Linked DNA regions of Mus musculus: regions 1, 2, 3, 5, 6 and 7 are each linked to region 4. Evidence: chromatin loops called from intact Hi-C (ENCODE). Cell type or tissue: left cerebral cortex. All regions are shown on one strand. Region 1 has its middle 31 kb from the start of Gm35551. Region 2 overlaps Gm35125 (a long non-coding RNA gene). Region 3 has its middle 9.6 kb from the start of Gm35457. Region 4 holds the start of Gm36279 (a long non-coding RNA gene). Region 5 overlaps Thada (thyroid adenoma associated). Region 6 overlaps Thada (thyroid adenoma associated). Region 7 overlaps Gm35551 (a long non-coding RNA gene).

What was found. Hi-C counts contacts between places; a loop is a spot of excess contacts. Peaks named below come from ENCODE experiments on the same cell type or tissue, not always from the same donor. Only the 100,000 strongest peaks of a DNase experiment are listed, where the experiment ranks them.
Region 1: a loop joins it to region 4, with 7 times the contacts of the local background. A loop is called at or near these places in 27 of 42 quality-filtered maps.
Region 2: it touches region 4 in a loop (7-fold over the local background); 12 of 42 quality-filtered maps call a loop at or near these places.
Region 3: a loop joins it to region 4, with 5 times the contacts of the local background. A loop is called at or near these places in 18 of 42 quality-filtered maps.
Region 5: it touches region 4 in a loop (7-fold over the local background); 21 of 42 quality-filtered maps call a loop at or near these places.
Region 6: it touches region 4 in a loop (2.3-fold over the local background); 20 of 42 quality-filtered maps call a loop at or near these places.
Region 7: a loop joins it to region 4, with 10 times the contacts of the local background. A loop is called at or near these places in 32 of 42 quality-filtered maps.

Annotation. Positions count from the first base shown.
Region 1 is chr17:84,112,262-84,116,261 of GRCm38, forward strand. No RefSeq gene overlaps it. Among named protein-coding and RNA genes, the nearest start is that of Gm35551, 31 kb to the left of the region's middle. In left cerebral cortex, a CTCF peak has its summit at 1,835 (motif pointing right); DNase peaks (open chromatin) are centred at 316, 1,864 and 3,891.
Region 2 is chr17:83,870,684-83,874,683 of GRCm38, forward strand. Gm35125 (a long non-coding RNA gene) reads right to left here. Exons shown (of 3, transcript XR_877036.3): 1 at 3,930-4,000; 2 at 2,579-2,684. Among named protein-coding and RNA genes, the nearest start is that of Gm35125, 2.0 kb to the right of the region's middle. In left cerebral cortex, a CTCF peak has its summit at 2,257 (motif pointing right); DNase peaks (open chromatin) are centred at 2,267 and 3,224; H3K27ac peaks cover 427 bases.
Region 3 is chr17:83,971,615-83,975,614 of GRCm38, forward strand. No RefSeq gene overlaps it. Among named protein-coding and RNA genes, the nearest start is that of Gm35457, 9.6 kb to the left of the region's middle. In left cerebral cortex, CTCF peaks have their summits at 628 and 1,980; DNase peaks (open chromatin) are centred at 590 and 2,051; H3K27ac peaks cover 893 bases.
Region 4 is chr17:84,189,586-84,193,585 of GRCm38, forward strand. It overlaps Thada (thyroid adenoma associated), which reads right to left. Exons shown (of 38, transcript NM_183021.3): 37 at 3,715-3,884; 38 at 471-2,746. The coding sequence ends at 2,366. Gm36279 (a long non-coding RNA gene) reads left to right here and starts at 2,603. Exons shown (of 4, transcript XR_385852.4): 1 at 2,603-2,687. In left cerebral cortex, CTCF peaks have their summits at 305 and 1,519 (motif pointing left); a DNase peak (open chromatin) is centred at 1,522.
Region 5 is chr17:84,384,017-84,388,016 of GRCm38, forward strand. Thada (thyroid adenoma associated) reads right to left here. Exons shown (of 38, transcript NM_183021.3): 26 at 2,495-2,586. Among named protein-coding and RNA genes, the nearest start is that of Gm24722, 5.4 kb to the right of the region's middle. In left cerebral cortex, CTCF peaks have their summits at 850 (motif pointing left) and 1,872 (motif pointing left); a DNase peak (open chromatin) is centred at 1,867.
Region 6 is chr17:84,393,146-84,397,145 of GRCm38, forward strand. It overlaps Thada (thyroid adenoma associated), which reads right to left. Exons shown (of 38, transcript NM_183021.3): 24 at 1,918-2,031; 25 at 215-337. Among named protein-coding and RNA genes, the nearest start is that of Gm24722, 3.7 kb to the left of the region's middle. In left cerebral cortex, no CTCF peak of the experiment used is centred here; no DNase peak of the experiment used is centred here.
Region 7 is chr17:84,026,610-84,030,609 of GRCm38, forward strand. All of the region lies in intron 4 of Gm35551 (a long non-coding RNA gene), which reads right to left. Among named protein-coding and RNA genes, the nearest start is that of 8430430B14Rik, 30 kb to the left of the region's middle. In left cerebral cortex, a CTCF peak has its summit at 2,133 (motif pointing right); a DNase peak (open chromatin) is centred at 2,146.

The DNA of each region.
Region 1 (4,000 bases), 77 kb before region 4:
GTGCCCCTGCTCTCCATGGCTTGAAAAGGAAAGAGAGTCCCTCCCTGCCCCTCCTTAGGAGCACCGCCCTCAGGAGGGAGCCAGGCCCCTACAGAGTTCTCCACAGGCGACAGGGGGTCACCAAGAACCCCGGACAGCCCAAGCCCACCTAGAATTATGCAGAGGAGAGCTGTGTCACGATGACTAGCCTCTGGGACATTCCTAACCCCCAGCTAACGGGGATGCCTTCCTTGGCCTCCAGCGCTGCACTGGGGCCTGGCCAACAGCTGTTCCTGGCTGAAGGCTCTGCTCTGTCCCACCCACCCAGTCAGTTCCTAGGAGATGTGCAAGCAGCTTTGATGTGCTCGTCAAAGCGGTCCTGTTCTGACAGCTGTTTCCCAGGAGGGCAGTTATTGCCACAACCACCTCCCACATCTGGCTATGGGAAGAGTGCCCCACCCATCAGCAGACAGAAATGCTGAGCACACAGGAACAGCTGAGGACCTCAGTCCATTGGGACTGAAAGGGGTCACTCCATCCCCATTTATAGGCACTCTCTGCTCCCAAGGGCTGGCCACACTACCCTAAGGACTCTAATTCAGGTCTGGACCCTCCTCCTTGGCTCAGGCCCACCTCCACTTGCACAAGCCACATTCAGACCAGAAAAGTGTTTCAGGGCACCCAAAACTATGGAGGACAGAGAAGGAACAGTTACAGTTGATTCAAACCTTGCTCTGTCAATCCTCCCAGGGAGTGCTGATGTCTCCGGTGGGACCCACTGACCCTGGTCACTATAATAAAAATACCAGATCTGAATTTATTTCAATCAGTGTTCATAACCTGGGCACTATTCTTTGTGCCTTGTAGGACAATGACTGTATCTCTGACACTTATTCTAAGATACCATTAGCATCCAGGCCCCACCCACACACCCAGACATTATCAATGGACATTGCCAATGTGCCCCAGGGGCAAGACCACACCCACATGGTTACAGCTGATCTTAAAATCACTTTAGTTGCAGCACTTGTGAGGCTGAGACTAGAGACCAGTAAGTTCAAGACTAGCCTGGGCTACATAGTGAATGTGAGGCCAGCCTGGGCTATGTGAGACCCTGTCTAAAACAAAGTTAACAGGCATGTTCTGTCCCCCTAGACCTTCCCAGAGCTCCAGGAAAAGAGGCAGCACAAAGTCTTCCACCTAGTGGTCCGAGCTTCTAAAGATGGGATCAAATAACACTTGCACAAGACAATGAAATATATGTGAGAAGTCCTGCAAAAAGCTTGGAGCCAGAGAAAATCCCTGAAGCCTGGGGCCATCTAGGAAGGCTTCCTGGAGGAGGGGGAATTTTGTGTTTGGCTAGATACAAGCAGCTTGGGAAGACCACAGTGTAGGGAAGTCTCACCAGCAGTAAAAGAGCTCAAGGTGGGGCTGAGGCTGAGTTTGCTGACTTTCCCAGTGGGTAAAGCCACCAATGTGGAGCAAGGGTCTGACAGAGATATGCAGGCAGGGCTGAAGACCGCCCTACCTTCTTCTGCTTCTGCCTTCTGCAGATCTGATGAGGGTCAGGCTCAGGGTACATAGGTAGGGCTCCTCATTCCTCAAACCTGCCCTTATGTGATATCCCCCACCAGTCCATGTGGGCTTGGACTGGCAGACTTCAAAGACTCAGGAGCCTACTAAACTTTATCCTGGGAATCCCGGCTGGCTCCCCAACTCCACCCCCAGCCTGGACTTCATGCTGCCTAGACTTTCTGGGGGGCACTTTTGATTTAAAATGGGTGTACAGAGGGCAAGACCCCATCTGTGAAGGAATGTGGGGTTCGGGCTGCCCACAGGGAGCTTCTGAGAGAGCCTGCCAGCAGGGGGCGCTGTGAACTCAGTCACACGGCCCAGGCTTGGGGAGGGAGGAGGCCGCCACATGGTGAGGCCTACAGACTCTGAGCCTAGTTCCACCCCAGGGAGCTTGCCTGCCCGCGCTCAGCAGGGTGTGCACCTTCCCAGGCTCACCCACCCACCCTTCCCCCTCCTCTGAGGAAGGAGAAGGGACTATGCTGACCACTTGGCAGACGATGAGACCAAGGTCAGAGAATGCAAAAGAACTACCGGGGACTCAACAGCCTGCAGCAGACGCAGGTTGACTTTCATGCCAGTGTGTCAGCCCCATGTGGTTGGGGCAACCTTTGGGCCTTGTTGGCAAGTCTACCCTGTCCCCAGGCTGACACTGCATGGTGCAGAGGCTAGCGTGGTCAACCCCACGTTCATGAGAGGAAGGGCTGGCCAGGGGAAAGAGGTACATGTTCAGACTTAAGTGCCATTTCCACTGGCACCCGGCTTGCTGGTGCCCATCAGTACCCAGGTCCGACTGGAGAGGAAGGCAGGAGCTGCCAGGAAAACAGGGCACCACACACCTGAGGAAGGGACACCAGAACTGTGGGTTCCACCGGCAGCTCTCAGGAAAAACTGGAAACACGCACCAGTTTTTCTTTATAAGTTTTTCTTTATTCAAGAGGCTAAGGCAGGGGAAATTCTGAGCTCCAGGAGTGCTTGGGCAATTTAGTGAGAAGTCTTCCCAAGATAACAGTAGAATAAAATGCATTTTTAAGAGGTACTAGGCATGGTATTATACACCTATAGTCCTGTAAAATAAAATTAATGTTTGGTTTTTTTGTTTCTTAAGAGAGGGGAAAGAATTCAAAAGACAGGCAGCCCCAGGGTGTGCTCTTACCAACAAAGACAATCAGGGTTGAGTAGGATTAGAACCAGGTCTGCAGCCAAGGAAGGGGCACAGGAGAGCTGGCTAGGCTATGTTCTAGAACTTGGAGGTCTTAGGCAGACCACAGGCGGGAGTTTAGTAGTGGTGACCAAGTCTGAAGAGGTGAGGTGTGCCTCTTGGTTGACGAGAATTCAGCTCAGGGCAGAAGGGTACTTAAGAGCTTGGGGGCCTAGTCAGCTGGCCCTAACCCAACTAAGGAGTAGTCTCCTCTCTGAAACTCTCCTACTGACCTCTTCCCATGCCTTCTCAACCTCTCTATTATCACCACAATGCTTGCCTAGCACTGGCTGTGTGTGACAACAGAGCACTGAAGTCAGGGATGCTGCAGGAGAGACAGGAGGCAGAGGCGGACTGCGTGCTGGGCAGAGCTGCTGGCTCCTAGGGCCGGCTCCAGTGCACCCGGCGGCTCTGGGGCTCTGCTCTTCAGCTGATGGTGAAGACGATATGACCTTAGTGGTGGGCTCTCTTGCTTTTGTGGTTTCCTTTTCCACCTAAGGAACAATTTCTTTTGTTCCGGATAACTGAAGGGAAAGTGGATGCTGTTTAAAAGTCTAAACTTGAGGTGCTGTCTCATGGGGTCCCCTCGGTGGGCAGACATTTCTCCCTGCCCCTCCACTCACATTCCCCCTGACTCCTTGACCTGCCAAGCTCAGGTAGCCTCCTGGCACGAGGTGGAGATGGGGGGGGGGGGGGTGTGCCTCATATGATGCTCTCTCAGCCATCTCTTGCTATCCAGCTCCACTGGATAGAGAAGACGGGTGGGGACCCGCCCGGGGACCACCCTTCCATCCTGCCTCTGCTATGAAGTCCTGTGTGTGCATGGTCACTGCTCTGCTCATCCTCTGGTCCTTATATGGCAACATCCACAGGTTACCTTTGAGAACAAGGACAAGAAGGCAACAGATACAGGGTTGACCCTCAGCCCCCAAGAAGCTGCCATGCCACAGTCTGAGCCTAGGTGAGCTAAGAGACCCAACGACCCCATCCCAGAAGCTCTAGGGACACCAGGCCAACAACAGGCAGAAGTTGGGGAACCCAGGCCCAGGCCACAATGTGTGGGATTCAGGGCTTCCATCCAAGAATGCAATTTGGCATCCTTCCTAGGAGATATTCGGCTGAGAAAGGAGAGGGGGTAACTATGGCACATGGTAGAAAAGAGCCTTCTATGTTTAATCCCTATTGGTAGGCAGGGACCTGCACAGCAAAACCAGGGCTGGGCTGAGCCTCCACGAGGACCTCTTAGGG
Region 2 (4,000 bases), 320 kb before region 4:
CTGGTAGGCAGATCTCTGAGTTCATTTAGAGACCAGCCTGGTTTAGAGAGCTAGTCCCGGTTCAGCCAGGGACATAGAGAAACCCTGCCTCAAACCAAATCCCCTCCCCTAACCAAAAAATTAAATTAAATTAAAATTCAACATCTTTCTTGGCAAATTCAAGGCCAGCCTGAGTTCCATGCGATCTGTCTTTAAAAGATAAAAATTTTTAAAAACCCAAATAACAATAAATATGACTTTTTCTTAGCAGACCACTGTTCTGAGCTCGGAGCTCTTGGCTAGCCCTTGAGACATCACTAGTCATGGGAGTCATGGGACATCAGATTGAGTGCTGTTCTTTCTTGGGTATCAATTTTTCACCTGTTGTCTTAGTTTGGGTTCCATTGCTGTAAAGAGACACCATGACCAAGGCGAATCTTTTTTCTTTTTTTTTTAAACTTTATTTATTTAATGTATGTGTGCTCTGCTGCATATACATCCCCCTGCATGAAGAGGGCGTCAGATCCCATTACAGATGGTTGTGAGTCACCATGTGGTTGCTGGGAATTGAACTCAGGACCTCTGGAAGAGCAGCCTATGCTCTTAACCGCTGAGCCACCTCACCAGCCCCAAGGCAACTCTTAAAATAAAAGTAGTTAATTGGGGCTGGCTTGCAGTTTTAGAGGTTCAGTTCAGTATCATCACTGTGGGATGCATGGCAGTGTTCAGGCAGACATGGAGCTGGAGGAGCCGAGAGTTCTACATCTTGATCCACGGGCAGCAGAAGGAGATTGTATCACACTGAGCATGATTTGAGCATATATGGCCTCAAAGCCCACTTCCTCCAACAAGGCCACACCTACTCCAGCAAGGCCACACCTACTCCAACAAGACACACCTACTCCAACAAGGCCACACCTACTCCAACAAGGCCACACCTTCTCATAGGGCCAGTCCCTATGGGCCAAACATACAAGCACATGACTCTATTGGGCCATGACTATTCAAACCATCACACCTGTATAATGCAGCCAAATGCGACAAAGAGGATGTCCAGGGCCGGTGGGAGCCTCCACACTTAACAACTCTCGACGAGCCGGGTTTGATCCCTGAAAGACTCAGTGGAAGGGGAGACTTCCCCTGAAGGTTCTAATCTGATATTGTCGTCGTTAGCTCGGCTTCCTACGGCTGGCATAAAATGCCAAGACCAAAGGCACCTTGGAGAAGAAAGGGCTTGTTTGGCTCCCACTTCTAGGTCACAATCTGTCACTGAGGGAAGTCAGGGACACTCAAGGGAGTAGCAGTGATGGAGGAATGTTTTTTGCTGGCTCACTCATAGGCTCATGCTTAATACATTTCTTATCCAGTCCAGGACCACTTGCCCAGGAAATGGTGCCAGTCACAGCAGTTAGGCCCTAGCACATCAATGAAGACAGACAATACAATCCCCCCCAGATGTGTTCACAGACCAGCGGGATAAAGACAATCCCTCAATTAATCACTTTCAGGTGATTCTAGTCTGTGCTGACAGTTACTGATCACTAGAACAGACATCTACACACTCACCCCCTTTTGCCTCATTATACACCTCCCCTCTCCTTCCCTTTCTCTTTCTCTCTCTCTCCCCCTTCCTCCCTTCTGACAGTGAGTGGGCTTGCAAAGAGTTTGGGGATTTCCTCTGAAGGAGACCCCAGTGTGATCATAGAAACCAGAATTACCAAAAGTATCCAGACCATTAGGAATAAAGAACATTCCGCGCAATGAAAATTAAAAGTCACAGCCGGGCGTGGTGGCGCACGCCTTTGATCCCAGCACTCGGGAGGCAGAGGCAGGCGGATTTCTGAGTTCGAGGCCAGCCTGGTCTACAAAGTGACAAAGTGAGTGCCAGGACAGCCAAGGCTACACAGAGAAACCCTGTCTTGAAAAAAACCAAAAAAAACAAAAACAAAACAAAAAAAACAAAAAACAAAAAACCAAAAAACAACAAAAAAAAGAAAATTAAAAGTCACCAGGTGAACTCTTCTTTTAGGGGCCAATGTCCCCAATCTCACCTGCACAGACTCTGTAGTCATGCGGATGAAAACAACATTGAAGGTCAAATAAAGTTCCCAACGGTTGGGAAAAGGGATGACGATTCTCCAGCCTTCTATCCAGATAACCAAGTCCAGACAGGCCAGAAGCTGTTTTGGAAAAGGGAACAAGGCTCGTTCAGATCCTACCTACAGGGAAACAGACGGAACCTGGTTGCCCCTGAGGGCTGTTTCTCATCCTGGAGCCAGCAGGGGGCAGCATTGCCCTCCTCACAAGACGCAATGGCTAGGGCTTGAGAAGAGAGAGCTCTGCTCAGTTGCTCAGGCAGGAAGGGGCCAGAAGAAGGAGGGATGCTACGCGTCCAGGAAGAAAGGGGTCTTGGAAGGAGAATGAAATCCCCGTCCCGCGTTTCAAAAACAAAACAACGAAATCTGCACAGATCACCTTAGGGGGATGGACTCTGGTGTGTGAGTTTTCAGGGTGAAGGGTGACCATGTCCTTTCCTGCTGCCGTCCGCGTTCCTCCCTCAGGGAGGAGGTAGTCTGGCGTCCAGAAGGCCAGGACTTACCCTCTATTGAGGTCATTGTTTTCACTTGGACAGACCAGCGGGAGATCCTTCATTTCATTCAGTGGGGAGGATGCAACAGGGCTGGAAAATTTAATTCACACTTCATCTATGCAGAGAAAGAAAAAAAAAAGAAAAGAAATTTCCTTATTTATTAGTTTGTAACCAAACTGGCCTTTCTTCCAACTCCTATAATGATCAGTGAGAAAAACCATTAAGTGGTCAATGTGATTTAGACGTCATGGGACCTGACAACTTAGCCTGTCCCACGAAGCGATCTTAACTCTCTTACTCCGCAGCTTTTCTCACTGAGATGGCGTTAGGATGTGTGGACAGACAGGAACAGCTGAGTGACCGCTGGCGAGAAGAAAGAGCTGGGACTTCGGGGTATGGTGACTGCTGGTTTCCAGAACTGTTCTCACCCCTGACCACAGATATACTGGAGCTGAGTTTACATAACCCATGGTCCAGTCCCTCCTGGGATGGTTGAAACCCCACTGAACCCAGATCCTTTGTTGCCTGTGGAGTTCCTTTGATGGACTGCTGTGTCCACAGCTCGGCAGTCGGGCCTCGTGGGAGTCGAAGCTCGCTTGTGAAAGCCGTTTCCGAGGCTCCCCTGCCCTGCTCTGGAGCGCCGTGGTCACAGGCAGAGGCCAGGGTGGCTTGGAGCAGCTGGGAATCTACTGCTTTCTTTTCACAGTTCCAAGGGAGGTCAGGAACGTGGACCTTCTCCAGGGAGGGCCCAGCAGGCCAGATGTGCTTGTCTGGCTCCCCTCCCTCCTAGTTCCCTTCCCACCAACCGCCATCCCCATGGATAGGAGTGAACCAAGTGCTTCCTTTTCTGGCCTGGGTATCTATTACATAAAACTTCACAGTCACACCCAGGGAGTCAGATGCAGGAATCTAGAAAATATGCTCTCAAGAGAACAGACTATTATAACAGACTTTTTAAAAAACTCAGTGCCAAGCATTGCAATCTCTCTCTCTCTCTCTCTCTCTCTCTCTCTCTCTCTCTTCCTTCCTTCCTTCCTTCCTCCCTCCCCTTCCTTCCTTCCTTCCTCCCTCCCTCCCTCCCTCCCTCCCTTCTTTCTTTCTTTTTTCTTTTTTCTTTTTCTTTTTTTCCTGTATAACGAATCCCATTTCTGTGCAGGGATGGATGTCTCAGGCCATTGACAGTGATGGTCAAGGGGTCCTCATCAAGACAAAAGAGAGAAACACACTCATAAAACTCTCAGGCTTCATTATGCACGGTGTTACCACTCTGGGTAACAGAACCCACAGAAACAATAGGTACACTTATGGTTTCATCCGCAAGGGGAACCCACTCCTTTGCTGATTTAGGATCTGCCCTTACCTGGGAGGGGACAGTCAGTGTGAGTCAGAGGCCACTCAGATGGGAGAGAGTTGTGGAGACATCCACTGTGA
Region 3 (4,000 bases), 220 kb before region 4:
ATTACAGGTATGAATGAGGCACTGTGCACAGCTCACAAACACACTTTTTTTTTTTTTTTTTTGAGACATGGTCTCACTGTATAGACCAACCTGGCTTTGAACTCACAGAGATCTGCCTGCCTCTGATGCATGCGTGCTACCATACCTGGTCCCAGCTCTTTAAAGTAGTTCTACCCAGAGGAAGTTTAAAGTGAAACATGTATTTAAGGTAGAATTTTCCATTAGTCACGTTTTAAAAGTACAAATAAACCCAAGAAAACTTAATTTTAGCAGTATGCTTTTATTGAACTCAATATATAAAAATGTAACTTTAATATAGAATCATTATAAAAATTATTTTGCTTTTTGGCCAATCTTTTGATATCCTTTAAAAAAAATTCTTACCAGCAATGTAAATTTGACTGCTAAAATTTCACAGCAACCTCATCTGTGTTAGGCTTAATGACTTCTGTCACTTCCATGGGACCTTCCCTTTCACAGGCTCCTAAATGGAGCCGGACAAGCCAGGGCATTCTGGGAGTTAAGCAGCTCCCATGGCAGTGAGCTCACAGAGTCCTTGGTGAGGAGTTGACAAAGGACACTCAGTCCATTGTTTCCCTAGAGGCGCGCTCCCGGAACAGCAGCTGGGCTGGAAGAGCAGCAGTGCTCAAAGGGAGGGAGGCTGAGAAGCAGAGCAGGGAGAGCCCCCTCTTTCTGTAGAGTAGAAGTGGGCAGGGCACAGAAAGGGGAGACAGGTGGGTTTCTATGGGCTCCTTAAAGCGTTCAAGCAGACAGTTCTCCAGTGTCACAAGGTGGCCTGGCTTGCTTCTCAACGGCATTCCTCCTGAGCTGGAACAAGGTAATTGTTCCCAATACCAGATCTTCTGACCACCCAGCATAGGTGGATTCAGAGGCCCCAGGAATTCCTCCAGGAAGCCTACCCTTAACATGTCTTCTAAATCACATGCGGTCTAGGATCAATGGACACAAATCTGGGCTGAGCAGAGCTTGGGCAGAGGCCAGAAGGAGAGGGTACCCAACCTGAACAGAGGGGCGGGACAGTCGTTCCTTGCTGGCATAGACAGACTACAGAGACCCAAAGAAAGTCAGAGGTCAGCTTAGATCAACCCTTAGGTAGTTAAAAGAAGCAGACCAAACACAAAGTGTGTGTACGTGTATGTGTGTGTAGGATGGGGAGGATCCTGGTTGTCATGGTACTGGGGCCCCTGAGCCAGGCCATGAAGGCTGAGCTCAAGCAGGGGTAAGGCTTTGAGAGGAAACTGCAATTAAAAGACCAGCTGTCAAGAGGTCCCCACAACCAACAGTGAAGAGACCCTCAACTAGGACACGGGCACCCAAGCAACTTGACTGCAGAACCTGAAGATGCCATGGACTTCCTGTCCTTTCTGTTAGGGAAGTCAGGGCTGAAGCCCATGTAGCCCAAGGCCATCTTCTTATAGAGGAGAGACCAAAGCAGACTCAAAGTCGAGCTGGAACTAGGCTAGTCCCTCAGGCTTTCTCATTGGTTTTCCATCCCACGTGGTCCCCCATCCCACACATGGCCCCCCATCCCACGTGGTCTCCTTTCCTACGTGACCCCACATCCCATGTGGTCCTACATCTCACATGGTCCCCCATCCCACATGGCCCCACATCCCATGTGGTCCTACAGCTCATGTTCTCTCTTTCATCCTTTCTCAGGATTGAGCTCTTTTTTATGATTCCCTTTTCTGGTTAGGAAATATTTCCTGTGCATGGTTGATGTTAGACACATCAGAGCAAACTCCTAGAATGGTTGGCCAGGTGTCACCAGGTGTTGGCAGACTAGGGGCATAAAACAGGCAAAAGTCACAGGCTATAGGTCTTTGAGATGGCTACAGTCGGGTGGTGGCATTTGGAACATGGAATAGGATTCAAGTGACAGGGCTGACCCCCTGAGGGTGAGCCTCTTCCTGCTCACCCTGAGTTTGTATTCACAATACAAAACTCTGGCAACAGGTGGCAGTGCTACTCCGTCCTGAATCCAAGATGGCTTGCCAGGAGATGTTCTGAAATGCATTCATTCGTTCATTCGTCCCACGAGTATTTATTGAGTGTTTACAATGTGCTGGAGACATTTCTAGATCCTTGGGATACAATATTCAATGCAGGAAAGAACTGCCCTCTGGGAGCTTCCTCCTCAAGCAGGAAGACAGCGAGTAAAAGAGAAACACATCTGGTGTGTGGTGTGGTGAAAGAGAGAACAGAGCCTAGGGGAGAAAGCTGAGAGTGTGGAGTTAAATCCGAAGGCAGAGATGAGACGAGCGGCATTGAAGGAGGGGTGGGGCTGCTGCAGAGGCTGGAGAGGAAGGGACGGGTCGTCTGCAGGGATGGGGCTTACTGGAGTGTGGGTTTGTTACTCTATTCTGTACTTGTCTTGCTGCTGTGATAAAATGCCTCAGAAAAGGAACTTAAGGAAAAGGGGTCTACTCTGGTTCGTACGTAGCCTGAGGGTACCGTCAGAGTGTGTCAGGGAAGCCTGGCGGCAGGAGTCTGAGGTGGCTGATCTCACCGCATCCACAGTCAGGAAGCAAAGAGACAGCAGATGCTGCTGCAGCTCACCTTGCAGGCTCCTTTCCGTTCAATGTTTGACCTCAGTCCATGACATGGTACCACCCACTCTAGGGTGGACCTTCCCACCTAGTCAGCCTAATCTAGATAAACCCTCACAGGCAAGCGGAGGTTTGTTTTCCTTGGTGAATCCCAAACCAAGGAGTTACAGTCGAAGAACCGTCACAATTACACGTGTCGGATGAGGAAGACTCACAGTCAGAGAGGAACAGACACTGTCCAAAACGAGAAATCGAAATTTGGAGGGCGCTTTGTCTCACCTGTCCTGTCCTGATGTCCCATTCGGTCCTGGGACTACGTCCCCTCAATGCGGCAGATCCACAGGCTCAAATCCTGCCTGCTTTCCTTTCTAGGCACGTTTTGTGACCAACCTTTAGTTATTGTGTGTAGTTATTGAGGTCCTGAGAGTAAAATATTGTTCAGGATGTATATCAACCCCACCTCCACCCTGCCCATTATCTATGAAACTTGAGAAGGTATGGATCTCAGGAGTTCTAGCAAACAAGGAAGTCCCAAAACAGAGGGTAGCTGGTGCCCGACGATAACCTTAGAGGAGAATGAGTGACTGTCTTAGTCTGTAACAGAATGCCGCAGGCGGGTGGTTTATCATGAAAGGAGAGTTACTTCTCACAATTCAGGAGACTGACACTGAGGTATCCAAGAGACCTTCTTGCTACATCATAGCATTGTTGGGATATATATATATATATATATGAATGAATGAATATGGCAGAGACAGAGGGAGAGAGACAGAACAAACTTTTATTTTATAACAAATCCATTTCAGAGGGAACTAGTCTATCTACTCTCTCAACAATGGCATTAATCCACTCATAACAATAGGGATCTTGACCTGTTCACATCTTAAAGGTCCTGCTTCCTGTCCCTTCCCAGCAGTAGCTACATTTCAGTAAATGTCACATCGGGGAGAGAACATTGAAACACTGGCAGATGGAGCACTGTGAGGATGGAAGCAGTGTGTGTGTGTGTGTGTGTGTAGCCACTTTCCCTGCCCAGAGCGCTTGTTATTAGAGACCTTCTCTTTTGTGAAGCTATTTGCTTGGCTTTTGAGACAAGTGCCCACTATGTAGCCCTCACTGGCTTTGACCTTGCAGCCCTGCTTTGAGCTTTCCTGTTCAGGTAGCCTGAGAACATGTTCCCTTTACCCGCAGATTGGTTCTGAGACAAAGATACATTACAGGTAAAGTCATGCTTATGACTCAACCTGCAGGTGCCAAAGAATCTCTTTCTCCAAGGCTCAGGGCAAAAAAGTCTAAAAGACCAGGGCAGCACAGAGGTTCTGGAACCAATGCCCAAAGCCCAAGAAGGAGATGCTGGCAAGATGATGCTAACTTGTAGGGGAAAAAGACCAAACAAGCAAAGAAAATCACACTCTCCTGCATCATTCAGA
Region 4 (4,000 bases):
TGAGAGTGAGACCATACCCCTATAAAGGAACAAAGCCCTCACCATCTTATATATTAAAGCAAACTGGCTTTTGGCTGTGGTCTGAGCAAGGGGCCACCCAGATCTTAGGACCCTCAAGTGTAGTGACTTAGGGAAGATGGCTGCTTCACTCTTCCCACCCACGTTGCTCTTGCCCCTATTACTGCTGGGTTCTGTGGCTGAAAGGACCCCAAATGTAAGCATGAGGCTGTGACTAAGGTTTTCCTGGTTTCTCTCAGGAAAGCATGCAGCAGTCGTTCCCCTAGCTACTGCTAGCAGGATTGCAGATACAAGCCCACCTGTGGAGCCATCCATCCCTCCTGTCCTCCCAGATTGGCCACAGCCAGCCAAGATCCAAGTCTGGGGTAAGTCCCAGCTAATGGCAGACTTGGTAGGATGGACTTGGAGATAACATAAGCCTGCTCTGAAACATGCTTTGGGACAGCATGCCTGCCAATGTGAGATGGTTTTATTGTCATGTAACTGCTTTTATTTCATTTTAGATGGAAGGGGAGAGGGAAGGTTGGGTCCTGTTCAGAATTAATCTCCCAAGGTTGTCACCACCAGCCCCTCTCACCAACTAGATCTTAAAGTAGTGTAATGCTGGGTATAGTGGTGTATGCCTGGAATCCTGGCACTCAGGAGGCAAAGGCAGGAGGATTAACACAAGTTTGAGGCCAGCCTAGTGTAAATAGCAAGCCTGACTCAGAAAACTAAAAGCAAAGCCCAAAACAAACTAAACAATGTTAGGTTTTCAATTTTTCATCAGCAGTGGGTTGCACTGCCTAACTAGGTAATTACTACAGGGCCACACAGACCCCAGGGTGCTGAGTGTTTCTAAGACCACCCAGGGGATTTCTGTTCCTCTTCATGGCCAGGAAGGACACAGCTCCTGACTTCCCTCTCCCTGCGTACAGGTCTCTACTCCAGCACAGCCGTGTTTCTGTGGTGCAGGATGGTTTTCTTCTGAGACCAATTACATGTGAAATGTCAGCGTCTCTGCAGGAGGAGCTAGCATATAGAATGCCTCTCTCCCTTTTCCTCATGATTCTAAGTGACTACTCACTGAGAAGTATCTGAACATAGCTATAGGCCCTACAAGTTCCTTCTATGGCTGGCATGGTCTTTGTGGATAACTGGGAATGTGGATCACACTACAGCAACACATCCACGCCGTGAATTGAAGGCAAGCGTCTGCGGGTGTCACGTACTCTGGAAGCACACGTAGCATGGTAAGCTGGGCCACATGATGCGGCTCAGTGGATAAACGTGCGTGCTCTGCAAGCCTGAGCCTGAGTCGATCTCTGAAGCCCATGCAGAGGCGGGAGGAGAGAGCTGGCTCTATAAAGTTGTCCCTCAACTTCCTCAGACATCCATGCTGGGGCATGGGTGCCCTCCTATCATGTACAGGTGCTGATAATAGTTTTAAAAAGTTTTAAAAGAGTAGGCTAAAAGCGCTAGACCAGCAGCATAATGTGTGCAAGAGCGCCACCTGCTGGTGTTCGAGGATGCCAGCTGGGCTGGGCCTGAAGTGACAAACCCTTCCGGTTTCTATATGGAATCACCTAAAGTGGGTAAATGTGTTTCTTGGCACTCTGCTGTCTCCACCAATCACAGGACGGTGTACAGTGGTGGCACCGAATGAATTAAGCATTTGCTCAGGCTTCCCTTTCCCCAGGCTCTGTCCAATAGCTGAGGCCAGTGATGGGTGACAAGGGTTCCTAGCCTTCGCAGGCATTTCTGGGTAAGACAGTGGGGACTCTTAATATGGACCACTGAAGGACTTGGGCAGGTAGATAGTAAAATGCAAGTATTTGCATGTTGTAGGTTCTTAATATTCCCAGAATCAAACATACCCTTTACTAAAATGGAATAAAAGTTTATAAATATGACCAAATAGGTATTTGCTAAACAAAACCAAACAAAAGAGCACTGTGTGTGTGTGTGTGTGTGAGAGAGAGAGAAAGAGCACTGTGTGTGTGTGTGTGTGTGAGAGAGAGAGAGAGAGAGAGAGAGGGAGAGAGAGAGAGACATGTAAGCTAAGACTGAATTCAATGCAGTCAGTGTATGGGGAAATGGGCGCTGGCTTTGGGATAGAACTGACTAGTTCAGGCCTGCAGGTGGCTTGCACCTGGAGACAGTAAACCTGCAGACAGCAGCTTCACTTCCTAGGTAGCTGCAACTAATTGGGTTGCCTTGAATGAGTGTGCTGCAGACAAGGTCCTCAGTAGGAAGGGACAGAAGCCTAGACTCCCAGAAGTGGGGAGGCACCTGAGGAAAAGAGTTTCAATTGGTGTCCACCATGTATGTGTCTTGCAGACCTGAGCTGAGGCCCAGCCACCTTTCTTCAGCATGCTGCTTCTGTTCTTGGGGCCATTACTTGTCTCCATTCCCTAGGGCAGTCTTCGGCTCTGAGACCCTCCTTTCCTTCCAGGCAGGCCAACAGCCTCAGGACAGCCAAAGTCCTTTCCTCCTGAATGCGCAGCCTCGTGTATTCCACTGTCTTCAAAAACTCAGCTGAGAGTGGAAGTTCTCTGAAGAGCTGAGAGATGAGGTGACTCTGCTCTGATGCTATCCTTTGCAAGTGACAGAGCTTCTGGGAGTGAGGGGACTGCCAGCCAGATTGACAGAGGAGATGGAAGAGTTGCCTACACAGGGATTTCACGAAGGTCAGAGTCTCAGCCCAGAAGTTGACTTCTGATTTTTCAAAGATATGCTCTTCTTCCCCCTACATCAAGTGACAAACAGCCAGAGTAAGTCTCCGAGGAGTCCTGTGGAGCCAGGCACAGCACTAGATGTGGGAGCTGTGTCTATTCCTGACAGGGCCCACTGGGGCTGTCAGCGCCCGTGCCACAGCACTTGCCGCTCTGAAGGTCACCTTCTACTTTCACTCAATACCTCTCTCCCAGCCGGACCACGACCTTTGATAAAGATGTGAATTAGCTCCAAGCCAAGATACTTGGGGAACTGGTGGTGCGGAAGTGGGTCTTAGGTTTTAAGGTGTACTGAGAAAAATCTTAGGTTTTAAGGTGTGCCGAGAAAATTCAGAGGAGGCACAAAGGAAGTCTGGACAGCAGAGCAGAGAGTTACTGGGACATGTGTGATAGCAGCACAAAAGAGACAAAATTTCTAGAATGCTATGGGGGTTTAGGGTCATTTCATCTAAAACACTTTGTTATATCATCTTCCTGTTTCTTATACAGACTGGGTTTTGAAGGGTTGGTATACACTGACTCTTGGTCTGCTCAGGATATGGAGCTAGCTAGTGGTCATATGTGGGGACAGACTGCTGGTTTCCCAGTGGAAAACACAGGTTGCCTATGCTGGTCTTCAGTTTTCAGGAAGAGGCAGGAAGCCGGCACACACACACACTCCCTGCCACATTTTCTAGAAGGACCCTAATCCTTGGGAAATGCTAAGATCAACTGATAAGCATTTTTTCATGATTTTATTCTCAATATTCAAGGTGCATTTTTCAAAGTGCCCTTCCTAACTTGTCTGAACCTTCCTAACTGGTCTGGACCTCCACAGTCCTGTGAGCCTCACCTGGGAGGTTTCTCCTCGTCAGTCTCTCCTCTGCATGGGAGCAGCTAGAGACACACTTTTTACTATCTAGAAACTTCCTAGGCCCTCAGGGCTCCACCTCAGGGCTAGGACACTCTGTCTGCCCCCAGCTCCCTAAGTAACTGGGATTACCTGATGTGGGCTCTGCACGTGGCCCTCGAGGTCATCACCCTCTTCCAGTAGCCATCCCAGTAGAATAGGCAGTCCTGGCTCCAGCTGGTCCCACTGCTGGAGCAAGTCACACAGAACAGCTAAGGCCAGGGTCAGAGCAATGGAGGCATCCACCTGGCAGAAGGCAAATTCTGTAGAGACAGGAGGGAGACAGTCACTGAATGTAGCTCAGGGCCAGCCCTAAGAAGTGTAGAGGAATCTGAGAACATGAAGGGTCTTGGCTAAAAGCCCTGTCACCATCCCAGGG
Region 5 (4,000 bases), 190 kb after region 4:
TCCAGTTGGGAGAAAGCAGAAGCCTGTGTAAGGGTGGCCCTGACAAATCTTCAGATGACAAACACAAGGGCTCTGACCAAAAGCGACCATCACACTGAATAAAGAATCCATTTCCTCCTTTTCCTCACTTCCCTTCCACTGCACTAGAACCATTCTGAACTACGCTGCTTCTTTCTCTCCAGGAAAGTTCTCATTTCCTACCCTTTCCAACTCAAAGAGAATCATGTACAGAAGGGATCTCCATCAGTGTAACGTTGGTAAAACCATGTTTATGACTGCCATATTCTTCCCCCCTTTCAACCTAAATTAAACATCTCATCATTTTCTCTAGTACTTCTCATAGTAAAATCTGTATGCACTTCACAACTATAAGAAGAAACCAATTATATTTGCTTTTCCAAGACAAAGTTCCGAGTAGCACAGGCTGGCCTCAAACTAGCTATGTAGCCCAGGCTGACTTTCAGCTCCAGATGCTCCTGCACCTGCATCCTGAGGACTGAGGCTATAGGGTTGTCTCCTCAGGCTTGGTTTGTATCACCAGTAATCACGGTTTTATAAGCAGATTGAACCTTAGCACACTGCAGAATTATGACCCAGGTGCACAGACCTAAAGAGAAGCAGCACTAGTCATTTTAAACTACTCAATGGACAAACTACTTTAAGAAAAACAAAAATTATCATCATCCTTCCAAACAAGCAATGTTTTGCTTTTGAACTACAATTTGGATTTCAGAACAGACTAAGAACTAGAGAAATGCCTCAGCCATTAAAAACAGTTGCAGCTCAATTGTGAGAATCTGGGTTCAGATGCCAGCACTCACATCAGGTGGTTCACAGACCTGATGCCCTCTTCTGGTCTCTGTGGGTACTGCATACATGTGTACATATGCTCACATAGATACACAGAAAAATAATAATGATTAAAAAATAGTCTAGTATTTTCATCAAATTCTTAGGTGATTCATAATTATATCTAGTTACCTCCCTTTTATATATATGGTGAGTTTTACAGAGTGGTAAATAGATTTTCAAATTACAATTCAGAGTGACACGAAGTTTCACTGACAGCATATATCTCATAACTTTTTTTTTCTGGGAGACATGGTTTCAGTCTGTCGTCAAGGCTAGCCTCAGATGCACAATCCTCCTATCTCAGCCACTCTAGCACTGGTGTTACAGTGGTGTGCCTCAGTGTCACAGTGTCTAGCATACTTTTTAATTCCTAAGACTTAGTTCTATCACAAGAAAATATATTCTGGCTGGAGAGATGGCTCAGCAGTTAAGAGCACTGACTGCTCTTCCAGAGGTCCTGAGGTCAATTCCCAGCAACCACATGGTGGCTCACAATCATCTGTAATGGGCATTCAATGCCCTCTTCTAGTGTGTCTGAAGACAGCTACAGTGTACTCACATACATGAAATAAGTAAATAAATCTATAAAAAAAAAAAAAACAACAACAACAAGAAGCAGCAGCAGCAGAGAAACACTGTGGGTGCTGGAGGCGCAGGTCATCTTAGGAGTGGTGTGCAAAGCATCCAAATGGTGTGCTGAGAGCTGGGCAATAATGGAGCACGCCTTTAATCCCAGCACTCAGGAAGCAGAGGCAGGTGTGTCTTTATGAACTCAAGGTGGGCCTGGTCTACAGAGAGAAGTCTAGAACAGGCAAGGCTACACAGAGAGACCCTGTCTAGAAAACAAAAACCAAAAAGAAAAAAAAATTCACTCTTTAAGTAATCAGCCTAAAACTTAAATTTGGAGCATGGCAACCTTTTTAGGTGAGAGGGAAAACTAAAGACCACTTAGCCAACCAAACTGGATCCTAAGTAATGGTAAGGGAGCAACTGAACACAAAACAACAGTGACACCTAGTGTTAGACAAGCATCAACTCCTCTGCAGTGGAAACAATTCCCTAGTTAATTGCTTCTCTTCTTTAGAAACGCATACAACTTCACCGTGCATTTAAATTGTCTATAATCAAAATGTGTGCACAGGTTCACTAAAGATATCACGTCGAGAAAAGTATCTGAGAGCATAAACTCCAAAAAGCCAGACGTAGTGATTCTTCCACGTGTCCACATACAACGTACAAGGAAAAAGGAGTCAGGGACATACACTGAACACAGACAGAGATGGCTACGTCTCTACCTGGACATGACAGGATGACCTGCTGAAGAGTTTTTTAAGTGCAACTAGAAAGAGTAATTGGGGGCATTTCATCAATACTTGAAGAAGATAACAAGTACAGACAGAAGCCTTGCTTATGTACCCAGAGGTAGTCAAACTGCACTCCTGCCCTGCAGCCCTGCCCTGCAGCCCTGCTCCTGCTGCCTCCCAAGACCTGCTTATTACACAGCTGATCCGCCCAAGGACGCAGACTTGGGTATGGCTGAGCCCACTGGAGCACCTGCACAGTCTTGGCTCACTGAGGACTCTGAATCAGCAGCTACATTAGCCCGAGCTTCTGTGTGAAGGTGAGGTTGCACTGGGCTTACCTATTTGTTTTGGAAACTTCATCCTTTCCTCTCTTAACGCCAAAAACTCTTGTGATCAAGGAACTAAAGAGAAGTGTGGATGAATTTCTCACCTAATGTAAAATAAACAGAAAGTGAGAGTTAGAAAGTAGTTACGGCACGAAACCCATTTATAATGTTTAAACTAGATATTCAAAATCATTAACTAATTAGGTGGGGCTAAAGAAAATAAGGATTGTGTTCATAAAAAAGGCAACTGAGAAAAAAAATTCTGATAATTCATTCAATGGCTTCCTTTTCAGCTGTACCAGCTGTGCAAGTCCAACCACTGCACACAGCAGAGTCTTTCTAATACCATACTTCTAAAACCAAAGCGGACTTTAGTTTCCCACGTCACCTGACAATGAGCACACCAGGGAGACCCGAGCTCCTCCTTTCATCTGTGAAGGACACTCGTGAGGTTTAACTTGATAGAATCCATGAATTAAAGCAGCCAAGGCGGTTAGTATTCAGGATGGTATTATTAATCTTACAATGCCAATAGCCCCCTCAAGTTATTTAACTCAGAAGATTTCTTTTCTTTCTTTGTTTTTAATTTATTATTATTTTTCCCACCCAAGATAGGGTTTCTCTGCATACATAGTCCTCCTGTCTGTCATGGAACTCCCTCTGAAGACCAGGCTGGCCTTGAACTCACAAGAGTTCAAGAGTTCACCTTCCTCTGCTGGGATTAAGGGTGTGCAGTAACACCACACAGCCTCTGAAATTATTTTATGATAATTGATTAATAAAAAGTAAAACAACCAGTCACAGTAGCACAAGGCTGTAAGACCAGGATTTGGGAGGTCGGAGCAGGAGAATCGTGAGCTACAGGCAGGCCTGCTTGGGTAATATCATGAGGGCATATAATGTCTTGGGTAATATCATGAGGGTATATAATGTCTTGGGTAATATCATGAGGGTGTATAATGTCTTGGGTAATATCATGAGGGTATATAATGTCTTGGGTAATATCATGAGGGTATATAATGTCTTGGGTAATATCATGAGGGTATATGATGTCTTGGGTAATATCATGAGGGTATATAACGTCTTGGGTAATATCATGAGGGTATATAATGTCTTGGGTAATATCATGAGGGTATATAATGTCTTGGGTAATATCATGAGGGCATATAATGTCTTGGGTAATATCATGAGGGTATATAATGTCTTGGGTAATATCATGAGGGTATATAATGTCTTGGGTAATATCATGAGGGTATATAATGTCTTGGGTAATATCATGAGGGTGTATAATGTCTTGGGTAATATCATGAGGGTGTATAATGTCTTGGGTAATATCATGAGGGTGTATAATGTCTTGGGTAATATCATGAGGGTATATAATGTCTTGGGTAATATCATGAGGGTGTATAATGTCTTGGGTAATATCATGAGGGTGTATAATGTCTTGGGTAATATCATGAGGGTGTATAATGTCTTGGGTAATATCATGAGGGTATATAATGTCTTGGGTAATATCAT
Region 6 (4,000 bases), 200 kb after region 4:
TTTTATGTGGGGTACGTTAAAGACACAAATGCCATAGAAGCCACAAAATAAAGTCATTATCAATTAGAAGCCAACAAAGGAGAGAAAATGGAACCATAAAGGAATAAAATGTATTCTGATCCAAAATCATCCCCTGAGAAAGTTACAAGCTTATAAAAACCTACTATTCAAAAGCATAATGAACTCAGTGGGGATACATGGCAAGAACACTCACTGCCCAGACAGGGGATGTAAAGCCCAGAATTGCAGCCTTAGCTCCACCAGCAACATAGGGGATAATGTTTTCTCCCAGACGGGTGTCTCTGAACAAGGCTCGGAGAATGTTTAAAGCATGAACCTAGAATGAAAAGTTCAAATATTAGTGGTGGATTTAAAACTACGGTAATTCTAAATATGTACACAAATTACCAGAAATGTAGAGTTCTCAAATAAAAGTGTACATTTAGGAGAATACACCTAAGAACTGAACATCTACGTAAGCAGTTTACAAAATGAACAATGCAACCAAAAGGCTTCATCCACTGAACACATGCACAATTCTGTACCTAAAACATAAGAATAGCAGGTTCTCTCCAAAGACACATGGAACATTTAATCTTAAAAAATGATCATAAACCCATTCACAAACAGAATCTCAATAAATATCAACTATTCCTATCTTGTAGATTATGCCCTGATAACAGAGCAATTGGGTAGAAATACTGTTTTAATACTTTAACAAAAATGCATTTTATTTTGCTTTTTATTTTTTTTTCCCTCCAAGACAGGGTTTTGCTACATAGCCCTGGCTGTTCTAGAACTTGGTCTATAGACCAGGCTAGCCTAAAACTCACACATATCTGCCTGCCTCCCTAGTGTGAGTCTTGAAAGGGTACATCATCACTGCCTGGCTGAAATAAATACATTTTAAAACGCTAGTCAGAGTGTTAGAGAGATGGCCCACAGCACTGGCGGTTCTTGCAGAAGACCCAGGTTCAGTACTCACAAGGGGACTTACAACTCCAGTAACAACTTGTCTAATTCTAGCTCCATGGGATTTGACAGCCTGTTCTGACTTCCATAAGAACCAGGCACATACACGGTACATATACATGTAGGAAGTCAAAGCATACATACACATAAAATAAATAATTATTAGAAATATTAAGCAATATTCAAAAATTTTAATATTTATAGTTGAATACTACAAAATCTTTTTGTTCTATTTCCCAAAGAATTATGTTACAGTAATTGGCCCCTATGCACACTTTAATCAGCACCAGACTTTGCCACAGTCAGCCCACATGATGGCCCATGGTACCTGACACCACCTAAGACTTAAAATCCTATCAAGTTCCTTCTCTTTTCCCTCACCGAGCACAGGCCTCCCACAGTGCAGCAGGAGCATCCTACTGAAAGGTGCTTACCAGGGATGGAAAGGGGCACAGGTTATTTTCTATCTAGTGCTGGAGGATGGTTGTGAGGGGTGTTTGAACCCAATCGCATAAAGGAATTAAAGTATTACTTAAAATTAAAATATAAAATACTAACATTCCTACATTACACTGTAAAGAAAGATTCAATTGTTCAGCTACAAAATGTACATTAACTCAACAAAGCCCACACACAATTCAAGTGTGACTCCATTTTCACTTTCAGGTCTTTAGGTATGATAGTGACACTGTGAAATATCTTGTCAAATGAATGTTTTCAACAATTTTAAAGTTGTCCACTTTGATCACTACATATCAACCACGGCAAGTTTATTTTATAGATAGGAAAGACTAAAAAAGGGAGAAAACAAAAAAGCAAAAATAAGCCAAATCTCTAAACACGTCACAGTAACCTGTCTTCAGGAGTTCTGTATCTTCAGCAGATACTTAAAAGAAATAAAGGTAGAGGAGAGACTTAATGGAGACTTTAGTCCTCCATTCTTACCTGAGGGACTCTGCCCTTTGAGTCATCTGCAGACAAAGCCAAGGAGATCAGCTCCCTCATTGTTATTTTCAGCAAGTCCATTCTACTCTTCTTTGGTTCAGATGCCAACAATGCCTATGGGGGAAAAAAATCCCCAAATCAAGGGGCTTTTATTTTGCACACACCTATTTGCTGGCTTTGGAATCAATCCCCAAATTTAAAATACCCTCTATTAAAAATAAGACTATTGAATTTAATTAAGCCAGGCTACTTTAACCAGGTAGCTTAACTTTTCTAGCCTGTTCATGTATAAAATTAGGTTACATGTCAACTCCACAGCCCCTTCTGTCTGTTGGTCAATTATGTAATAATAAGCAGCTGGTGAATAAATGGTTCTGATTGGCCACTTTGTAAGGACCAAAATTAGGTAAAACATCAGATACAATAAGCAAGGCATTCAAATAAGAAAATTTTCTCTATTTACACAATGACAAAAATATACTGGATTAGATTTCATCTAAAGGTTTATAGGCCCTCTCGAGACTAATTAACAATTTAATTATTCACAGAAGAGTCTACTGAAAGTCTAATCACACCACAGCATTTGAAACTACACAGGACAAAAAGAAACATTACAAACTCCAAGGGATCATGCATTTGGATTTCAAAGGAGTGTATTGTTTACTGTGTGACTAGCATCCCATAACATACCCATAACATAATAATGGGCTATCAGCACTTGAGGCAATGTAATAAAAATGAACGAAGTATAGACATATGTGACAACATGAAGGAACTCGGAAAATACACTGCTAAGTGAAAGAAGCCAGACACAAAAGACTGAGTACTGTAAGATTCCATTTACGTGAGATGTCCACAACAGACAACTCTACAGACAGAAAGATTAGCTGGTTGCCTAGGGCTGGGGACAGCAGAGGGAAGTACGGTGACATTGGAAGTTACTGCTAATGGGTAGGAGTCAGGAGATATTCCAAAATTAGATTGTGCTAATGGTTCTCGAGCTGGGAGGATATACTGAAAATCACTGTGTTGCATGCATTAAATGCATAAACTGTCCACAGGTGAATTATATCTCAATAAAGCTGTCAAAGGAAATCCACTTCAGTCACATTCTTGGACTTTCTTCCTTCACCTGTATGTCTTGTAAAATGTTGCTTCTGGCTTCTAGAGCCAAAGTTTGCAACTACTTTGGGTCTTCAAAAATCAATGACAAGCTATGCAATAAGACAAATACAAGACAACCATGTAAAAGACTTAAATTCATGACAATAAACTTATGCTCAGAAAATATGCTCTATGAATGTTAAAAATCCTTTTGTCTGTTTACACAAAGGGGAAACTCATACACTGAAATGGTAGGGTTTTTTGCCATATCTAACTTTAAACTGAAGTTGTCAGCAGAACAAAAGCTATTACTTTATTTGTAAGTCAGGTTAAGAAAAGTAGGATCCTTTTGAACAGATTTTTCTAACAATTAAAACTTCATTCCACTAAGATAAAAACAGAAAGCTACACTCAATGGCTGAGAGGTTTTGTTCCTGGAAACATGGCTTGACTCACCTTTACCCAAAGAACTGGGCAAGCGGTATGGCAATGCTACCTGCTGGGCTTGGGAAATGGACTTGCTCATCACTCCGTAACTATGGGCAGCACAAGATTACTATCAGCAGGAATAAGCACATAGCACAAATACTGGACAGGACATTCAGTTGCCTGACATCTGTCCTCAACAAAGAAGGCCACATGAACACAGCAGGTCTGCAGGAATTGCAGATAGGAAACTAAACCACACTCAACCAAAGTAGCTCGGCTCATCTCTCAGGTCTATCTAGTAATCTCAGTCGATCACTTCTGCAACTGGGCATCAAAAAGTCATGAAGATATTGGGAGTACAAGAAAGAAAACAGAGAAAGAAAAAACCACAGGGGGACTAAAAGACTCGTTTTGTGGATTTTTGTCTTACTATTAACAAGAATGGCATCTGATTTAGTACTGTGAGTGTACTGGGGTTTATTCTTCAGGATAATGAAAGCAACAGTCTCTAACTCTCTATCCTGTGAGGTATAATTACTTTAAAAAGCAA
Region 7 (4,000 bases), 160 kb before region 4:
ATAACCATGGGGTGGACTCAGAAGGAAACATCTGAACCCATGACCTTTGGGCTCCCGCTCTCTTGAAGCCTCCAGAGTCCCCTCCACCTTTGGCAGACAGGTGGGGTACATACCACAATCTCTTTTCTCTCTTGCAGGGTGGGGTGGGGTGGGGTGAGGGTGGGGGTTGCTTTTTATTTTAACATGATCAGTGTGGTTCAACTTCTTGGGCCTATGGACTTTCTTCTTTGCTGTTCCGTTCTGGGTCTGCCACGGCTGCCTTAGAGGGCCTTTGGTGGTATGCTCTGTCTACCTGACCGGTCTTGGCTGACTGAGGTGAAGCCAAGGCTGCCCCCCATCTCCAGAAAGGAGCAAGCCAAGAGTCAGTAGATTAAAAAAGAACGATTCCAGCATCTCAGGTCTTTAAAGAGCATTTGGACATTTCCTCCTGGACGCCGTTCCCATCACTCCCTCCTGAGGAGAAGCCGGCTCTCCTCTACGCACCAGTCTCAAAAACAAGCAGACTTTCCTAGCCACACACCATGTTTCCAGTCCTAACACCACCCCTGCAGTGGATTCGTGGTCTCTTTTCTTAAGTAGATGTCCAGTGTGGCGATGGCTCAGACAGACATTTAGGGCCAACCTGATCATACACTGAGTCTTTTCTTTGCAAGTGCTCATGTGTGTGTGTGTATGCTTAAATTTCTTCAACAGGGCATCCAGACTGGCCTAGAACTCACTGTATTACCTTGAATTTCTGATCCTGCTGCCTTCACTTCCTGAATGCCAGAGTCACAGGTATGCACCACTAACCATATTCAGTCTCATGCAGAGCTGATAATCTAACCCATGCGCATGCGCATACTGGACAAGCGCTCTACCGACTGAGTCCTTGCTCCTAAGGCTAAGGAATCAAAAGCACAGCCCACCTGTGGTTTGGGCCAGCGGGATTACAAACGTTCAAAGAAAAGCTAATGACACGGGATGACAAGGTGATGGATGCCCTTGGGTACACAGAGCAAGGAGAAGAGACATGAGGGGACTGAGAAGAACAGAGGATTAGCGAGACAGGTCGGCTCACAGCCATGACCACCCGCTACCTGGGAGCAGGGGCCCATGGAAACACTGCCGTATGGCACAGAATCAGGTGGTCGATAACACCGCATCCCACCAAACCAATATTTGCTTACTGTCGGTTCCAATTCTAACTGTAAGGAAATGATTTCTGCCTGCGGAAACGAGGGCGTAGACAGAGAGGAGGGCGCCTGCTGACACCACTTCATCTCCTCTGTGAAGTTCAGCGGCTCCCCCAGCCACACAAACAAAACCTCCTTAGACCCCGCTGAAGCCCCTTGGAGATCACTGTTACAGTACTAACCGCTCCTTTCTGGAAGTGAGTTTATCTGGCCCTCCACGGAGTTCCTGGCCAGATTCTCTTCGTCATCTTACATGGCCAGTGGTCCACAATGCCTGACACTGACCACTGAGGATTCTGTCTCATTTAATCACCCTGTCCCCAAAAGTCAAGATCTCCAATCCCCCTGAAGAAACGGAGGCTGGGGACAGTAACTGCCCCCACTGAGCCACCATCAGAATTTAATTTCATCCATTTTGTTCCAAGTCTCCGAGTTTCACTCCCCTTGAACATCCATGAGGAGACGGGAAGACCATAGCGCAGGAAGTGGAACCTGCATGTGTGACATGAGGTCGCAAACCAAGTCAGAGACCCAGTGGCAGCAAGGAGAGAGGCTGGGTCCCTCCTCCTTACTAGAAAGCGGCGCAAGGGGGAAGACGGGAAGAGGAGACACTGGCGTGGGTTCCCCCGTAAGCGAAGCCTTGTCATAGACTGAGAGAAGTGTGGATGCAGCCAGGCCGGGGTGGGGGGGGCTTCTCTATGTAATAGACTACACATTAGGAGAGGCCACTGCTAGGGCAGGGTGAGCCTAAGTCTGGAAGAAGCCTGGAGACTTCTGCGTGTGGAATCTCTGCTTCTGCACTGGAGTGGAAGCTGCAGAAGATCACGTGGGCCCGGTGAAAGCAGCAACGTGGAGCCCGGGAGCTAACCCCGGTGGCCCCTCTCTTCCTCCCTCCACCATCCAGCTCTGCGCTGTTCAGTGTCACATACTCCGGGAGCTGTTCCAGACTCCACCAGCAGAGGTCTCCAGAGCAGAGGGCTAGAGGGCTTGGGGGTGGGGCGGGGCAGGCTGCACGTAGCTCTCCGCCCCTGTTCACAGGTGTCCACACGCATGGGTGGTCTTTACTCATGCACAGGTGTGTCTGTGCTTGTGCGTATCCTGGTGGGTGGGTATAAAATGAATGTATCTGTGTTTGTGGGCGGGAAGCTACAAACAAGTCCGTGATTGCTGGTCTGCGTTGAGGCATCCTCTTTGCACATGTGGACGCTGTTTGCAGCCCCGGAAAGTATGTGCGTGCAGAGTGTCGGTGTAACTTGCACGTGGGCCTGCATGCTTGAGCTTGTAAGCGGGGGGTGAGGGGGGGGGATAAGTAACATGATTAGGTGTGTTGTGCACACCTGTAATCATAGTACTCCAGAGGAAGTAACTCATGGTTTCAAGCCTGCCTGGGCTAGACCCTTCCTGAAATCGGAAAGAGAAGTGGGGCGGGGTGGGGTGGTGCATACTATTAACCCCAGCACTTGGGAGGCAGAGACAGGCAGATCTCTGAGTTTGAGGCCAAGGTTATATTGTGAGACTCCCTTACCAAAAAAAAGGGGGGGGGGCGATAATGGAAAGTGACAGGACACAGGACAAAGGATTCTGACATCTCAACTCAGCCGGAGTTTCTGTTAAAACCCCCATTCTGATCCCATTGGCAATCTGTGGGCCTTGTTCTCTGGGAGAGAAGGGCAAGCAAGAAGGTAGATGGCTACCCCACAGGTGGATGGCTTGCCCAGAGAGGACAGAGGGGTCCATCTGTCAGGCAAATCCAGGGCCAGGACACAGCTCTGCACCCACTACTGGAAGCCCAAGCTATGGGTAGCCACATCTCTGGCCTGTGTCAGGGTTTCACCGGGGCTGTTGAGACAGATCAGACTGGCGACTCTCAGTCTGTGGGTCTCAAGCGTGCCTGGCCCAAAAGAGTGAGGGGGACTCTGGGCCCCACAGCAGGAAGCTGTGTGAGTGTCCAGGGCTTCTATAACAAATTCCACACAGAGAGGCTTATAACATGACAAATGTCTCATCACAGCCCTGAGGCCAGCTCCCAAGAGCAGCATCCTTGGACACCACTGAAGAATCTGCAGGGCTGGGCATACTGAAGCAGCTCTGGGCATACTGAAGCAGCTCCCGTGGCTTCTCCAGGTCCTAGGGCAGCAGCCATGCTGTGTGTGTGCTTCTTTCTCCTGTCTTCAAGTCAGCCACCAGCAGCACCTTCAGACACTCCCCACTGCTCCCAAGAGCCCTCCCTGCAGCCTTCGCTTGCTGACCTCTCCTGAGAACCTTTGTGACAGCAGGGGGACCCCCCCCCCCACACGACATACACATACACACACATAATCTTGACAATATTCCTACTTCAGAGCCTTAATGTAATTACACCTGCAAAGCCCATTTTGCCTGTGAGGTGATGTGTGCGCAGGTTCTGGGGACTGGGATAGGGACATCTTTCAGGTGGAGTATATTATTCTGAGTATCTGAGTATCAAAGAGAATGGCTGACAGAGGGAACGACACCTTCTTCTTCTTCTTCTTCTTCTTCTTCTTCTTCTTCTTCTTCTTCTTCTTCTTCTTCCTCCTCCTCCTCCTCCTCCTCCTCCTCTTCCTCTTCTTCTTCCTCCTCCTCCTCCTCTTCTTCTTCCTCCTCCTCCTCCTCTTCTTCTTCCTCCTCCTCCTCCTCTTCCTCCTTTCTCCTTTTCTTCCTCCTCTTCCTCTTCTCCCTCCCCTTCCTCCTCTTCTTCCTCTTTCTCCTTCTTGGAGTTAATAGGCATGGAACCCAAGACCTGATACATGCCAGACAAGGGTTCAAACACCTAGTCTGTATTTTAAGATGGTCTCACTAAGTTG